Regions from separate parts of the Homo sapiens genome. Here region 1 is linked to region 2. A link is a loop called in an ENCODE intact Hi-C map of the cell type or tissue named here. Cell type or tissue: psoas muscle. All regions are shown on one strand. Each heading gives the region's core, and the rest is flanking DNA. Links, peaks and the distances in the headings are about the cores only. Region 1 has its middle 15 kb from the start of TBX1. Region 2 overlaps GNB1L (G protein subunit beta 1 like).

Region 1 (8,319 bases), core at 10-8,009, 54 kb before region 2:
GGCAGTGAGGAATTAAGGCCTAATAATGAAGGCTGTATCTCCAAAAAATGTTTCGGAGGCAGGGCCATCCGGGCCCAGCTGGGAATGTGGGGGTGTAGGGGAGAGACGTTCTCCAGGTTCTCCCAGAACAGGCCATCCTAAGGACCCAGCCAGCCCAGTATCCAGCCCAGCCCTCCAAGCACTTGGCACCAAGGCCCTTCCTTGTCTGCTCTCAGCTGGTGGGGCTGGGCCAAGCTCCTACCCACTAGCTGACAAGCCTCCTCTGGACCATGTCCACATTTTACAGATGGGGAAACCAAGGGCCAGGGTGGGAACAGTGCTTCCAGAGAGCCTACAGCTGGCCTGGCTGTGTGGACCCTTCCTCACCACCCCTGAGGTCCTCCTGCCTCAGTCTGGAGGAGGGACGGAGCTCTGGCCAGCTGTTTGGGTTCGTGCAGACCTGAGCGTGAGTCCACCTCGGCCATGTCCCGCCTCCAGGCACTGTCTGCTCACCTGAAGCTCTGGCTGTCTCATGGGGCCTTGGAGGGTGTCACCACCTGACTTTGGTCTGCTCCTCGCTGGTCCTACTGCCCTGGTGGACTCCTGTGCACCCTTGAAACCCACTGGAATCCTGCCTAAATCGTGAGCCCAGGAATGCCCCCCACTTCCTAGCTCCAGCGCAAGCACTCAGCAACCCTCCCCTGACGGGGAATTCCTTGTCCATTGCCCCCAGGAAACCCACCAGCCCCCGCCTCGGGCAGTCCCAGGCTTGGCCCCGCCACTTACCTCACTGGACAGTCTTGGACTCACGCTGTGAGGACAGACACATGACGTCACGCCGCCTTAGTTTCCCCAGCTCTGAAATGGAGATGGTAAATGTTGGGTGGGTGTTAAGGCCGGGTGTCCTGAGCTGCCCAGAGGAAGGGCAGCTGGCAGGAGAGCTAGGGGTGGTGCCCACCCTGGGCCTCTGCAGCACCACTTCCCACTTTAGGGGCCCAGATGCCATCCGCAGATCCTTGGTCCAGCCTCTCACTAGGCCTGGAAGCCAGGCTGCCGCTGTGGGTAGACTCCTGCCAGGCTGTGGGGGCTGGGGAAATGTGCCCAGCGGTGGCTGAAGCCAGGTTGCCTGGGGAACCAGTGCTCCCCAGGGGGCCTACTGCTGCCTCCAAGGCCCCATAACACCCCTGTCCACAGCTCCACCCAAGCTCCCATTGCTTTCCCTCAGCATTTTCTTTCATCCTTTGGGCCTCAGTTTCCCCACATGTGTCTCGGGAAATGACAGATGGCAGATTTGGGGGCGAGGAGAGGAGAGGGTATCCAGGCACTTTGTTAGGATTGAGGTGGAAAGAAGAGGTGGTCAGTGGAACATGGGGCGCCAGGGTGGGGAGGAAGGCCGCAAGATCCCCATCTGTCCCCTCCAGAGGCAGAGTGAGGTTAGGGCCTCACCAGACCAAGTGGAGGAGCCAGGATTTGAATGGGGGGCAGGATGCCGCCATGTGGGTGGAGGCTCCCTGTGCCTGGGGCCTGAGTGCTGGCCACCACCTGCTGTCTGGCGTCCTCTCCAATCCACACTGGCCCTCAACCCCTGTCCCAGGCTCTGGTTCCCCACCTGTCAGGTGAGGTCCTTTTGAGCCCACGGCACTGGGGCGGTCTGGGTGGAGTCCCTGCCCCCTCCCAGCCTCAGGCAGCATCCCAGGCACACACAGCTTGCTTCCCAGGCCTCTTTGAGGAAGGTCAACGGCCGAGAACTAAGGCTAGGGATCACCGGAAACCTGTCCCATCCTCGCCCCCAGACCCTCTGACCGCAGAATCTCCTGTGGGGCTGTACCCTGGGTCCCCTCCCAGGCCTGTGACCCGGCCAGAGGCTGGAGGCAGACAGGCTCAAAACCAGGCCCCCTCCTCAAAGCCTGTGGAAGCCCATGAGATGTCCCCCAGCACCCCAGGGTGGAGCTCACCCACCTGTCCACAAGCAAAGGCAGGCGAGGGCAGGAGGTGGCAGTGAGGCCAGGCCCAGGGATGACCTGGCACTAGGCCCAGCCCCTACCCACAGCCCCCCTCTGCCCATCCCCAGCCCCCTGGCCCAGCTTGGGCACCCAGGCTCCAAACCAGAAAAACTAGACGGAGAGCAAACAAGCCCACGGTGCAGACTCCCATGTCTAGTGGACCAGTGTGGGCAGGGCCTTGGAGCTGGGGTTCTGCCCCGGCAGAGCCCTGAGAGCCAGGGCAGGAGTGATAGGCCCATCCAACCCTGAGTTCAAGGCCTGTCCTACCAGGCACCCCACGTTGGCCCTGTGCATCCCTCAGTGGAGGGGGATTTCCACCCACCAGCCTGCAAAGTGAGCACTGCCATGCCAGCTGCCCCAGATGCCACAGGCTGCTTCTGGGGAGTGGGCTTCTCATCACTAGGGGTGTGCAAATGGTGCCAGCAGCCACGGCAGGCTGGCCGGGTAGGACTGATTCCCCAAGGTTCTGTTCAGAGTCCCTGGACCCAAGACTCCAGAGCCTAAGGCTCTGGAATTCTGTCCCCTGAGATGGTGACATGTTTCACAGTGGGCACAGTGGTGCGCACGTCATAGGGGCCGGACAAACACCTGCTTATTCAATCAGCACACACCTCAGTGGGGTCCAGGGGTGGCTGGGTGCCTCAGGCTCATTGCCCTTCACCTTCCCCTCCACCAGCCCTCCCCATTCCCTCTCTAAGGGTCAGGCCGACCACTGCAGCCTGCAGTGCCTCACACAGGTCTCTCCTCCCCAGGAGTCGCTGTTCTTGCCCCAGGACCCTTGCACAGGGTCACCACTGGAAACCGGGGAGGGTCCATCTCTCCCGGGTCTGCTTGGTATTTTCCAGTGTATTCGCAGATTCTTAGCATGACACTTCCACTCGGCAGAAAGGACAGGGAGAGAAGGCTGTGCTTTAGGGCGACGGCAGCAGGGCCAGCTGGTGAGAACCATGCACAAGGGTGGCTGGCAGAGGGATGTGACATGGGCTCCCAAACAGGCCAGGGGACCTGAGGCCCAGGATGCCACCTGAGAGGCTGGGGAGGGCAGCTGAAGGAGGGAGGGGGCAGGGACTCCCCCCGGGGCCAGCCCACCTGCTGTTCTCGCAGCCCTGGGCCCAGTGATGTGGGGCTCAAGGGGGCCTCACCTGGAGGTCAGTTGGGGAGCTAGAGGCCGGGACAGGAGCTGAGGGCCAGAGGGGACTCCGGAGAACACTGGATCAAGTGCCATCAGCTGGGCTAGTTGAAGAGTTTTGTGAGGGTTTTTGTTTGTTTGTTTGTTTGTTTGTTTTTGCGGGAGGGGTGGAACAAGGACCAGCATGCAGGGCAAGATGAGGCCTGAGGGTGGAGGGGACAGAAGAGCCCTGCCGGGACAAGGGACACAGGGACATCGGTTAGGTTTGGACCCATGCACAAGGGCTCAGCCACGCTGCCAGTGCCAGACTGGCCCCCCTTCCTGGGGCGTGGCAGCACATTCAGTTATGGGCACAGGCAACGGCAGGGGCCAGGGCTGCCTCGAGCAGGGGAGGCTGGGCACCCAGCTGTCCTGTGAGGACACACCACCCCACCCTCAGACCGTGCCACTGGACACTCACATGACCCAAGTCTGGCCGCTTGCTCACTGGCACCCCTGCCAATCATGCTGACCTTCTTCCCACTAGCACCTGCTGGGAGCTGACAGAGGTCTCTATTCCCAGCCAGGCGCCTGCTCAGGTTATATTTAGGCCACAGGGGTGGGAGCTGGGCCTCTGACCCCCACCATGCCCAAGCAGGGGCAGCTGGGCTGACGCCGTGGGTTGCTCACTGCCTGCAGGGCCCCTCCCTCCAGGCCTTGTCCTCTCATCCATCGGCCATGTGCAGGCTGGGAGGCGCGGGCCGGCCATGCTTCATATGGGAAACAAGCTAGTCTGGCTTTGAGCTCCTGGCCTCGGGACGATGGGGGCTGATGGCACCAGAAACTCTAGGGAGGCCAGCACAAGGGGACAGGCCCGGGAGCTCAGGTTGGGTGGGGGGCTGGCGGGAGGCCCAGCCCAGCCTTTCAGCTCCGGAGGCTCAGACGTGCCATGAGGTCATTCCCTCCTGGGAGCTCCCAGAGCCCTGCCCGAGGGGATGCTGAGCCCCAGGCCCTTCCTGCCCAGCCGGGGCTGGATCCCTCTTTTCCCTCCTGCTGCCCAGGCAGGATGTTTCCAGGGAGGAAATGGCTCCTGGGAGGCCACCCCACCCCCGCTGGAGTCTAGGGCCACTTCCTGCCCCGCATGGGCCTTGGTTCTGCCCCCAGTCTGCCAGCCTGGGCCAGATCCCAGATTTCCTGTCCCTACAGCATGGAGAGGCAGAGGTGTCTCGGCCTCAACCAGCCTGGGAGGCACAGTCGCAACCTCCTGGACCCCAGGACCTGAGAACCTCCCCCTGGAGCCCCACTTCCCTTGCCCCACAACCCTGGTCAGAGGGAGGCACGACCTGCCCTGCCCCCATGCCCAGCCTTCCCCAGCGCCACAGAGCCTCCTTCATATAGGTTCCGCTTGGGTACCAGCTGCTGCTCCACCGCCCATCTCCATGGGGCCCGCGGGCCTGGGCCATCCCCAGCCCACCCCAGGAAGCTGAATGGCTGCATCGAAGCTCCCTTTTGGCTACAATCCTGCAGGGCTGGCCTTGGACCAGCGGGTTAGCCTGGATCTGATGGGCCCTCCTAGCAGAGGTCATCACCCGGCTCCGTGGGCAGCCCCATCCCCAGGGGAGGTCAATCAGCTCAGTCCTCACCCACCCTATTCAATGGGGCTTCCTGCCGACCCCAGATCTGGGTGAGTGTCCTGGTCACCGCCCCCTCGACCACCACCCCATGCAGCAGGAAACACGTAGCTGGGGGGTTGTGGGGCTTCAGGACTGGGATTGGAGAGGCTGACAGCAGGGCTCAGGGCTCTCGGCGGAAGTGGGGCCTCAGCCCACTCAGAGGTCCAGGAAGTGGGGGTCTCGGAAGCTTCCTCTCGGCCAGACGAGCCGGAGGGTCAGAGGCCTGGCCGCAGCTGCCCCTTCCTCTTCGGCCAGCCAGCTGCTGGGTGGCCCGTGCTGCAGCAGGCCTCAGGTTGGGGAGCTGGTTGTCCTTCAGCCCCCGCAGGTGGCCAGCATCAGGACCGGAAGGCTCTGAATCAGCCTGGTCTGGAGGTATGGGCAGCTGTGGGGGCCGGTGGACAGGTGTAGCAGAGCTCAGGGCGCACAGCAGGGGCCATCTCAGCCTGGGCCTGTGTTCCCTTCAGTCAGACCTCTCTCCAGCCTCGGCTTGCCCATCTCTCCAGTGAGGTGACAATCCCGGGCCTGACCAGACAGGCTGACCAGGACAGAGAACCCTGGGGCCTTCTAAGGCCACTGCCATGTGGGCCGGGTCCTGTCAGACACCCCCAGCCCTCAGCCCCTGACCCATTTCTGTTCATGCCCTGGCCCTCCTGCATGCCCACCCAACCCCACTGGAGCTCAGAGACCCTGCCCCTCCAAGGCCTTTTCTCCACAGCCAGGACCAGGCCCCCAGATCTGGTGCCCCATCAGTCCTGCCGGTACACCTCTCCACAGAAGAAGCCCAGACCCAACCCAGCCTGCGTGAGCCCTGCTGGGGGGCCTGGGCCATGGAGGTCCCCAGCCCCATGCTTCAGGGGACCGCAGCCCAGTCAACCCAGGCTGCAGAGGTGTGAGGAGGGGGCTCTTGCCCTTGGCAACTGGCAGGAGCTGAGGAGGTGCCCGGGAGACCCCATCCTCACAGATGCTGTCATCCTGGCACATCCCTACCTGCAGTGGGGACCTGGACAACTCATGGAACCAGTGGGAGCTGGAGGCTCCAGGCATTGATGTGCTGGGCCTCAGTCCCTATGGGTCCCCACTGTGGGAGTGTCTCAGAGTGGGATGAGGAGTCTGTGTCCGTGCCTGGGCCGAGGCCTGGACAGGCCCCACCCCCGGCCCACACATGATGGGCGGTCGTCCATCAGCACAGCCAGCCCCTCTGGCCATCCATCACCAGCCAGCGGCCACAGGAGGAATGGCCTGTTTGTTTTGCCAGCTCCGTGTCACTCCCTGGGGCGGGGGCTGGAGGAAATGGCCATTTTCTGCCTGGGCGGGCGGGTGGACAGCAGGGGTGGGCAGGGCACCGGGGACAGGGATGTGGCAGGACCCTGGCTCATCCCGGCCCTGCATAGATGCCCACAGCCTTGCCCTGTTCTGTGCCTCAGTCTCCCCTCTGGCATCAGGGTGAGTGACACTGGGATTTTCTGACTGTTCCCATGGCAGCTCTCTCCAGCTGGGTCACTCACCCCTGCCCCTTGCCACTGGGTAGGGTGGGCTCAGGTGTCAGCTGCCACCAGGTGGGGGGTCCCCCTATCTGAAATCCAAGATGCTTGATGCTGGCTGTTCTTATAAACCATGGGGGGAGGCTCTGGAGCTAGGTCCAGGCCATAGGCCAACTGTTGATTGGGGTTGGGGTGGGGGCTGTCAGGAGGTCTGAAAGGGCCTGGGCACCGATTTGGAGACTTCCAGCCTTAAGATCAGAGCAGGGGACAGTTGGGGCCACATTAAAAAAGGTAGCACGTGTAGAATGAAGGGGGAGACATCCTGTACCAAGAGGCTGGTGTCCAGACCCCGGGACTGTGTCCTCAGCACCTGCACAATGACCCTCACTGCATCCTCATGGTAGAATTTGCAGATATGATGTAGAGGTGTGCGTATATGTGTGTAAAGGGATACATGGCAGGTATAATTTGCTGACACCATGCTAGGGACTCTACAATCATTTTATCACTTCTCACAACACCTACAAGGCTCCGGGGAGTCAAACTGGGATATTTCTTTTACCACTGCAGCCTCAGACCTCTGCCCTGGTCCCTGATCCAGAACACAGTCACCCCACACTCCCCTGGTCCTGGGCTAGCAAGGAGGGCTGTGGAGGAGGCAAGCAAGCTCCAAAGTGCAGCACTGAGGCTGGGGCGGAGACACTGAGAGTCCGAAGGCACCTCCATCCCTAGGAAGCAAAGCCAGACACCCAATTCTGGAGTCAGAAAAAAGCCCTTCAATTTCCATCCCTGCAGCCCAGTGTCCCACCACCCTCAGGGGAGAAGGGTCGCTTTGCTCTCCCTGGGGCACTGTGTTTGCTTACCTCCCAGGCAGCTCTGATGTTGCATAGCTCTTTTTCATTTAGGAGCAGTGACTTCCTTCCCGAAATTTCTTCCCTTAGACCTGGGCTGCTTCCTCTGACCCTGCACAGCCCTGCAGATGTTTGCAGGGTATCGCCCTATTTTATCTCCCTAGACTGAAACATACTCTGTCCTGAGTTAAGACTCTGGCTGGTTGTAGCAGACTTTAAGGAAAGAACTTAATTGCAAAAATTCACTCTAAGTGTGGGCGTGACTAAGACTCATTGTGTCTTGAATGTGCAGAGATGGATAGGAGGAGCTCGGGGGTTAGTGACATTGAGGCCACATGAGGGAACTCTCGTGAACACTCAGTTGAAGGGTTCTGGAGTTGGGAGGCTAGTGAACCAGTCCCACCAGTGCAGGGCTGACGGCCCTGTGTCCAGAGACCCCCAAGCCCAGCCTGTTCCTTGAGCCAGGGCTGCCGTGCCTCTGCCCAGCCTCCAGCTCACGAGGGCTGGCTTAGCGGGATTCATGTGCCACCCCCTCGGTGACATCTGAGACCATGCACGTCTTGGTTGTGCCTTGTTGCTCTCTGCTGCTCTACACAGGGAGACAGGCCGGCTGGTCGCCTCGGGGGTTATCTTCCCTGGCCCCCGAAGCCCTGGTGACCCTGAGCCTGACCCAGGGGGAACAATGACACAACAGCAAATGCCCTGGGGCGAGTGCCACCCTGACAGCCCCAAGGAACAGAGAGAATCAGCAGGGTGCAGGGCTCAGCAGGTGCAAGGGGAGAAGGCTGGCTTATGTGGTGGTGGGGACAGGGCACAGGGCCGGGAGGGAGGGGACAGGTGGCCAGGGGCTCTGTCTACATGGGAGCCACATGGGGGTGTGGGTGGGCACTGCAGAGAGGGGCCCTGGTCATGGGGTCCACAGGAGAGCCAAGCCAGCCTAGAGGATCCAGGGATGGCCCAGGTGCTCCTGCCCCACCTGTTCCAGGCCAGCTGTGTCAGGGGTACTGCCTCCGTTTCTCCAGGCTGGGACCTCCACTGCAGTGGGTACATTGGACACTCAGACCAGCCCCAGGGCCTGGCAGTTCCTGGTGAAGACTGAGACAGCCCGACACCCGTCCACACCCCCGCCCAGGATGGGGTGGCTGCTGGGTCACTCGGTCCTGGCAAACACGCTGGAGGGAGGGGCTGGATTGACTTTAGGGCACTGGTAAAAGCTCACATCCA
Region 2 (8,319 bases), core at 260-8,259:
TGCTGCTCAGAGAACGGCCCCTCAGCATCCAGGCCCGTGCATCAGAGGCCACCAGCACAGCCACCAAGAGGCCCCTGCCTGAGGAATCCCTAAAGGATGCGCTTTTTGGCTTCCAGAAGGAGGTCTTGAGATGTAAGAACACCCAGGGCAACGCTCACACACGACATGCAATCATCGATGTGAGAACTGGCTCCATAAGAGATGTGTCTACGCCTGGAGGGCCAGGAAGGTTGGAGGTAAAATGATTAAAATGTAAAGGCTATAAAGGGAAGTAGTGACCAAAAGAAACCTGGACTGAGCCATATTAATAGTTGGAAAAATAGGCTTTGGGGCAAATGTCCTTTCTAGAGATGATGAGGGGGAATGAAGAAAAGACCTCATTCACCAGGAAATCACCATTTTAAACTGGCATGTTCCCAGGCCAGCTTCAAAGTGCATAAAGCAAATACAGACAGGCCCCCAGCAAAAGGGAACAGGACAGGCCTCTCTGCGCCTGCTGGGGACCATGGTGACCTGCAGGATGACTTAAAGGGCTAAGAATCAGTGGACACACGGGCCTGGCGCCCACGTGTGCAGCGGGGCATCTGACAACCAGCACTGCCTCCCTGGCACATGTGCAATGCTTATGAAAACTGGACGGCCCCGCATTTCAAAGAACTAATATCATTCAGACCTTGTTCCCAGACCACAATGTTAATTAAGTTAGAAATTGAAAACTAAAAAATAACTGGGGAAAAAAATCAAACATTCAGAACCATAAAAACATTCTAATTAACTCAGCAGCCAGAGAACAAATAAAAATGGGGTCTTTGTGTCAAATGAGGAATATGGGGAAAAAATAATAAAAATGGGGTCTGCCTGGAAGTGGGGGGAGGAAGACAATGTCTTCTTGCACCAGGGAGCCCAGCTGGACAGTCACCTCTGGAAACAGGCTCCATGTGGGGCTGGCAAGGGAAGGCTGAGTGCCGATGGGCTGTGCACCTGACCCCAGGCAGGGCAGCAGATGCAACCCAGGGGACATGGGATGGAGGGAGAGCATGGCAAGGACAGAAACAATGAACAGAAAGATAGAAATGCTCAAGGACAAACGCATACAAGACTGATCAGGAATAAAGCAGGGACGGAGCTTTGAATGCGGCAGAAATTTAAACAATCATCACAAGCAGTCCAAAAAAGGTCACTAGGAATACAACCTTCAGGATTTGTATGCCCACAGACAAATTCCTAGAAAAATTCCCCAAATCAGGAAACCTAAATTAGTCCACAAAGAAAACAACCTGGGCAGAGAAAATAACTGCCCAGTAATGGTGCAGGCGAAGACCAACCTACAGTCACTCACGACCCCCCACCTCCACCGCCCAAATGTGTCCATCCATCGGGAGAAGAGGGAACGCTCCCCACCAGCTCCCTGAGCCTGGGGCTCCTGTCACTAGGCAGGTGGTGGGAGAGGGAGGCCCAGGTCCGTCTGTGGCCCTGGGCAGTTCTGGCCCAGCCCAGCAGAGTGGGCGGAGCACATGTCACACACGGGAGGGGGGGTGGGGGTGCAGGCGGTGATTTCAAGACTTTTCCCTGAGATTCAGGGACAGACTGAGGATTTTAGTTGTTTTAATGTTTAAGAAAACTCCAACAATGCAATGAACAGATTCAAGAAGAAAACCTGTATGAGTTGGAGAGATGCAGTGAGATCATTTAGTGACATCAGGCACCCATTCAAGACCCAGATTCTTTCCCCAGGAGGGGTGGGAGGAGCCTCGCCTGGCGAGGAGATGCCACCAAACAACCCACAGCCAGCGCAGCCCTCACCCTGGCCTGGGATACCACCGCCTGCGCCCCCAACACTGCTCTAGGCTCCTGGCCAGTGAGGTAGGCGCCTTGCCATGCCCTCAGCCACCTCGCCGTCCTACCTCAACACCAGCTTGTCTCTCAAGGCCAAGCCCCTGCAAGCCCATCATCCTGCCCTTTCAAGGCCTCTCCAGGGCCCGGGGCCCCCTGGTTCACGGACTTACCAAGGCCTGCAGCCCTGACCCCTCTCATGGCCCCTCCCCTCCCACCGCGCACTGTAACCAGCACAGTCCCAGCACATCCCAGACGCTCTGCCTGTCCTCTACCTCTCTTGCCTGGCAGACCTTGGCTCTGGGGGTCTCGGCGGTATCCTGCCTGTGCACACACAAGCAGCTGAATGTGCTGCAGCACGACACACAGCCATTGGTTGGCAACCGCAAGCCCAGGCTGGCCTCAGTGTCCAGAGCACCCGGCCTTGGCGCTGCCTCCCCTCCCTCCACACCAGCCCCTACCTCCCCACTTGGCTCCCTGTGACCCGGCTGAGGGGCTGTCAAGGCCAGCACCTGCTGCGCGGGGCCGTCAAGTCCAGCACCTGCTGCGCAGGGCCGTGAGGGGATGCTGGCATGTACCTGTCATGCGTGTGGGGTTCGCCGCCTGTGCTTGCAGACCCAGGAGCCCCTCCCCAGCTCTCAGGGACCAGAACACAGTGGCCCAGGGAAGGAACTGGCGGCTGGGAAGAACAGGAGGCTGATTTGATGCCATCGTCACCCATTTCTCTCCTGTGACCTCTGCCCTAAGTCAGTGGTAGAGAGGGAACAACAGGCCACACGCCATGGGCCTCACTGGAAGCCACTGGGGCCTGCTCAGGGCCCTCTTGACAGGAATTTGCTGGCAGGTCCTTCCCAGGGAGAAAAGAGCTGCCAAATGCCTGGAGCCACAGGCGTGTGGGGAGGTTTCCGTAGAAGTCCTGACCAGGGATCTTCACCTGTGGAGGCTGAGATGCCCAGTTCCTCCTGCCCAGCTCCTGCCCAGCAGCCTGGCTGTGCCTACCCACCAGCCAGGCGGCCACTGCCTGCAGGGACAGGAGCGACCCCACACCCACCTCAGCCATTCTCAGAAAGCAGTGACAGCATCAAGGTAAAGAAAACCAGGTTCAAGGACCAGCTTCCCGCAGGAAATGAGGATGATGCGGGAAGCCTGGTGGGGCCTCCTGGAGAAAGACTAGGGCCTGCTCCAGCCCTGTGTTCCTGAAGAAGAGGAGGACTGGTCCTGGCCCTGCAGTGACAGCAGCCAGGGCCCTGCACTACCGTGCTCCTGATGGCAGATGGAAACATGTCCACGCCCTGCACAAGCCTCTCCTCCTGATGCGATGCACGGGGAGCTGACCCGGGGCCCTTTGGCCTCCCTCCTGGCTGCCCAGCAGCTCTGCTACTGCCCTCTAAAGGGAAGCCTCTGGCAGACAGCGCAGCAGCCACCACTGCTGTGCAGATGGGAGCGCAGCTGGGACACCTGGCCATGTCTTGTGGGAGAGCCACGGTTGGTCCACTTCCCAGACCAGGGCTGCCTGGGGTGGGGGAGCCTCATTATTACTTAAAGCCCTAAGAATATGGCTGGCTGTAAATCAGTCCCCACTTCAAGGCTGTGGGCACTACCCCAAAATGTGGGAGGGAGAGGGCCTGCGTACCACCTGTATCTGATGACAACACAGGCTCTAACTGTGACAGCTCACGGGAAAGCCGCCTCAGCAAGGCAGGCTCAGGGCTCCAGTCACCACTTGACCCCGAGGCACCCTCAGGTGGTATCCTGATGTGGGCAGCCTCCTCGTCACCACCGCGGCCCCTGGCCAAGCCCCAGCCTGGACCTGGGCCTTCCAGGAAGGATCTCTGGCCACCAGTGGCTCTCGTAGCGCATGACCTCAGGTGCCAGGAATGCGTGGTGCGGCGAAGCCACCATCTGGTTCCGATTACCCATGCTCTGCTCCAGGAACCTCATTCGCGTCTCTACTCCCAGCACCCGCCGGGGGGAGACTGATCTGGGCTCATCAGAGGCTTCGGCAGGAGGGTGTGAGGGGGACACAGCCGTGCCCACGTGGCTCTCAGCCAAGGAGTCACAGTGCAGGCGGTGGGTGAGGACACCTGTGGGTGCTGAGGACCTTCGGTCACCTTGCTTGCTCCCGGGTGGCAAGAACGCTCTCAGGCAGCTCACCTCCGAAAGCGCCCCCACAGGCTTTCCCTGAGGCTGGGGCTTTACAGAACCTGCAATCTCCAGGGCCTCTAGGATCAACGTTAAGATGTGACATTGGGCAGAGGGTGGCGCATCAGCCTCTCCGGCTCCCTGTCCCCTGTTCCTGGAGTCGCCTGTCCCCTCCCAGGCCTCCTCCTGGCCCATGCAACACAGGGCTCAGCAGGGGAAACGCCTCTCCTTCGATGTGCACCATGGGCCGATGCCCTGCCCAGCACGCCACAGCCACGCCAACCACTCCCTGTTCCTGGTTCTCCCTTCTGCTCTCACTTTCCAATTCATTAATACCTGGTCCCCCTTTTGCTTTAACTTTTCAATTCATCAATCCGGTCAAGTTCATCTCTGGACTGGAACATGCCCCATAAATTACAGTCCTAAGTTCCAGCAGCTGTTTCCCAAACACACCAGGAGAGACGAGGCAGATCTGGGCCAGGACGGCAGGAGGGCCCCTTCCTGGGGTCCTGGGCACAGAGGTGGAAACTGCAGAGAAGAGCCCTCCGGGGGCTCTCAGGGAAGCTGTCTGGGTCTTCAGCGCTTTGCTGTCAGGCTGGTGAAGGACAAGCCAGTGCCAAGTGAACACTGGACCCCATGGGGGCAGCCCTGCAGGATCCCTGCCAGGCTTGAGGAGGAGGGAGGGAGTGCAAGGGAGACGCCCCTTCCAGACATGCAGACCCAGCACCCAGAGTGGCTCTGCCTCCCAGCGCCCAGAGCAGCTCAGCTTCTAGCTGCTCAGAACGGGCATCATGATGATGACACATCCACCGACCACCCAGGCCTGCTAAGCCTTAGGAGACCCTTCCTCCCGGGGAGACATGAGAAGCTCTGCCGCTTACATCAGGGCCTTGTGCCCCCATCCCCAGGACAGCTGACGGATGGGTGAGGGATGGACACAGCTCTCCTGCAAGTCTACCATGTGCCTGCACAGGTTGGTGATGCCCACAGGGCACTGGGGCCGCTCACAGAACCCTGCCCCTCTGTGTATCCTAGTCTCACCAGGGCATGTCCTTCCGCAGCTCCACCATGTGCTTCAAAGACTCTGGTGGTGCCCACTCAGGGGTGGGCCTGACGGACCCGAGGTGAACCCTCCCCGCCCCACAGGGGCCAGGGCTGGGCAAGCGTGAGGCGCAGCAGGCTTGCTGGGGCTGCGGGCAAGTCTGCCCTGCCTGGGGGGCCCGAGGAATGCCCTCTCTGTGGCCTCCTGTCGTACAGACAGCCTGGACCACAGCCCTACAGAGAAGGGCAGCCCCGGGCCCTGTCCTTGGTGAGGCTGGGAGCTGTTGCTGCTTCTGCCAGTAGTCACCTCACGGGACATGCAGCTCCCCCTGGAGGCCCTTCACCCACTAGACTGGGCAATCTGACCACTCGCTGGCTATGGGTCTCAGGCTTCCAAGACTTCTGGTGAATGGGGGCTCCTTGTCCACCCCCCAGAAGCCAGGATGTACCCAGGCCACACCCAGCACCTCATCTCCCATGGTCTCTGCAGCCCCTGAGACTTGCACCAGAGTGAGACCTGGACAGGAGACTCCCCTTGCCCCCACCAGCCTGACCTGATCCCTCCCATCCCAAACAGGGCCACGTGTAGGCCAGGCCACCCTGGAGCCACAGGCCCAGACAGGGACACCACGGTGCCCCTCGAGCCATGCCAGCTAGGAGAGCCCAGGAGACACCATGGGAAGATCTTCAGCAACCGCCAGGTGGCCCTGAGGCTTCCCAGCCTTCCTGCTGGGCTTTCCTGCTGCCCGTGAGCAATGGCCTCCCTCGGGCCAGCTCCAGACCACCACGGGGGCTGCAGCTCCTCGCAGTTTTCCACACTGGTTTTTTTTTTTTTTTTTTGATTAATCAGTTCCTTACTGACCAAATTCCTCTGAGTTTTCACAAAGGGGTTTGAGTATTCCTGGACTCTGCGTGCCTTTCTCTAGATGGACAAGATGTGACGGCATGAACCCGAGGTCTGGGCGAAACCCAAACCATGTGAATGGTCTGCCAGCGCCCACGCCCCCTTCTTCCTGCGCCAGCCATGGACAGCCCCCCTGCACCCGCCTCCAAGTGATTAATTAGCCAGGGATCTGCAACAACTCCTCTTCATGCCTAAATATTGTTTCAGCCTATCAGACTGTTAGTGCAGAGCAGGATAAATGAGACCCGGGGCCTGGCGCACTGACCTGCAGGGCCTGCTGCCAGTCCAGGCTCCAGACAGCCAGCGCCTTCCCCGCGGAGCCTGAGATGCCCCTGGCCTTCTGGGAGTCAAAGTCAAGGTCCATGACGGGCTCCTCATGGCAGGCGATGCGGCTGCACACCTTCTGCTCAGAGACGTCCCACAGGACCACCGATCCATCCTCATAGCCGGCCAGAAGGAGTGGGCGGGAGCTGCAGTCGGCCTGCGGGGAACAGCAGAGCAGTCAGCTCCTGGAAGGACCCTGACTCCAGTGAGTTTCGGGGGAGAAGGGGCTCTGGAAATTCCTGCCCCTCCTGCTGGCTGGGGCTGTTTCCCATGTCTTCCACGTGGCTGCCACAGCTCAGAAGCTCTGCACCGCCAGTGCCCTCCCACACAGCCCCTGGATGGCTGATGCTGTCAGCATGGGACTGGCACGGCTGCCCTTAGGGCACCCCAAGGACATAGGGGTGGAGGGCAGAGAGCCAAGCCCAAGGCCTCCCACTGCTGTACCACTTCTCACCAGCCCTGCAACCTGCATGTGCCCACCCTGGGTTCTGCCCAAAGGGGTGATGCTGGGCACCCACCAGCCACTGTGAGTGCTGCCGACCCTCTCCACTTCTCCCATGCACAGGGACCTGTCCTCCTGCCTCCTTTCCCCAGGCCTAAGATGTGTGGCCACCACTTACTGGGGCTGGTCACCTGTCTAGAGCCGCCAGCCAGAAGAAACCGTGAGCTCCATCTCCATGAAAAATGAACTCTCTGTGCTTTGTCAAAGTGGCTGCCGAAGCCCCTGCCCCTGAAGCCTGGCGTGAGCCGCCCGAGCTCTTGTGATGAATGAGGGCGCGGGTCAGAGGGCTCCAAGCCCTGGGCAGACACCTCGTTTGTTAAGCCTCTGGAATAATTGCAGGAGGAGAGCACTGCAGGATTCCGCATCACCCTGGGGACACAGCCGTCAGTCCCCGGCACCAAGAATGACAGCCCAGAGAAACCTGGCATGGCTGAGCAAGGAGACCTGAGGGAGCCAGAAGGCACCAGGGCGTGTGCCTAACAAAGGGATGCTGAGTCCTCAGACACCACAAGGACCAGGGCTCGCTGCATCAGAAGGCTGGTGATGGGAACCGGGGTAGCCAGGCCCGGAGCCCGAGGCCAACTGCCCTGACCTGGAGGGGATGGCCATGCCAGGGACAGAAGGACACTCACTGTGCCCTGCAGGATGTGGGCATGTGAACCCGAGGCCAGAGCTGGTCCAGTGGTCCTCATACATGTCCCTGAAAAAGACTTGTAAAACCACTGGGTTCTAATAACAGAGTTCACACAGACAAAACTGAGAAGAGTGAGGCTCCAGGAGGAGGCGAGTGGCGGTCAGTGTGTCTTCTCCCGGGGCACCTCCTCCCAGGCCTCATCCCAAGTCATGCCCCGCTGCCAGAGTCCACATTGTCCCTGGGAGGCAGGGCTGCCCCAGGGCCCCGAGTGTACTCAGCCCCCTGCCCCTCCCTGCAGAAGTCCTGGCCACGCTCCTGCGTGTGCTGTTTTATCCCTGGGAGGAGTTCCATGTTGGCACCTTTCAGATCACCTGCTGGGAAATGAGGCGTGCAGGGACCCACAGTACTTTCCTTCCCAACATGGGCACCATGCCTTCTGCACAGAAGCTCCTTGCAGGCAGCCCTGGCTCCCTAGAAGGGCCTCCCCCTGGTAAGTGGTGCGTCTGAACTCACAGTGGGTGAGGGCCAGGCGAGAGCAGCGGGGAACACTCTGCATCCCAACCAGGAATGCAGGCCAACCCCAGAAGCTGACTCCAAAGACTCTCCTCATTGGACCCACTCCCCTCAGGCAGCGCTCTGTGGTGGCACCTGTTCCCAGCCTGTGCCACCCTCCTCCCCGGCACTTTCCTCCACTGCAGGAGCTGAGACTGCCTGGGGCTGCTCCCATCACCGATGTCCTTCTGGCAGTCTCAGAGCCTAGAGCCTGTGTGAAGCCACTGCCTCTGAATTCAGATGCCATGGCCAACGCAGGGACTGTGTGTGTGACTGACCCGCCTGTCGTGGTGCCACAGGGTGGCTGGAGCAGAAGCCAACCTGGCCTGGAGGGGCTTGCCCTGTGGTTGCCAGCCCCTGCTATGCCCCTGGTCCCTGCAGCCCCCT

What was found. Peaks named below come from ENCODE experiments on the same cell type or tissue, not always from the same donor. Only the 100,000 strongest peaks of a DNase experiment are listed, where the experiment ranks them.
Region 1: a loop joins it to region 2, with 3 times the contacts of the local background. A loop is called at or near these places in 9 of 110 quality-filtered maps.

Annotation. Positions count from the first base shown.
Region 1 is chr22:19,741,795-19,750,113 of GRCh38, forward strand. No RefSeq gene overlaps it. Among named protein-coding and RNA genes, the nearest start is that of TBX1, 15 kb to the right of the region's middle. RefSeq lists enhancers at 704-1,279, 1,280-1,853, 5,307-5,807. In psoas muscle, for the core only: no CTCF peak of the experiment used is centred there; a DNase peak (open chromatin) is centred at 3,607; H3K27ac peaks cover 2,373 bases.
Region 2 is chr22:19,795,816-19,804,134 of GRCh38, forward strand. It overlaps GNB1L (G protein subunit beta 1 like), which reads right to left. Exons shown (of 8, transcript NM_053004.3): 7 at 6,186-6,401. Among named protein-coding and RNA genes, the nearest start is that of TBX1, 39 kb to the left of the region's middle. RefSeq lists enhancers at 1,424-2,129, 3,396-3,977. In psoas muscle, for the core only: a CTCF peak has its summit at 5,327 (motif pointing left); DNase peaks (open chromatin) are centred at 2,336, 3,226, 3,666, 5,336 and 1 weaker place; H3K27ac peaks cover 1,315 bases.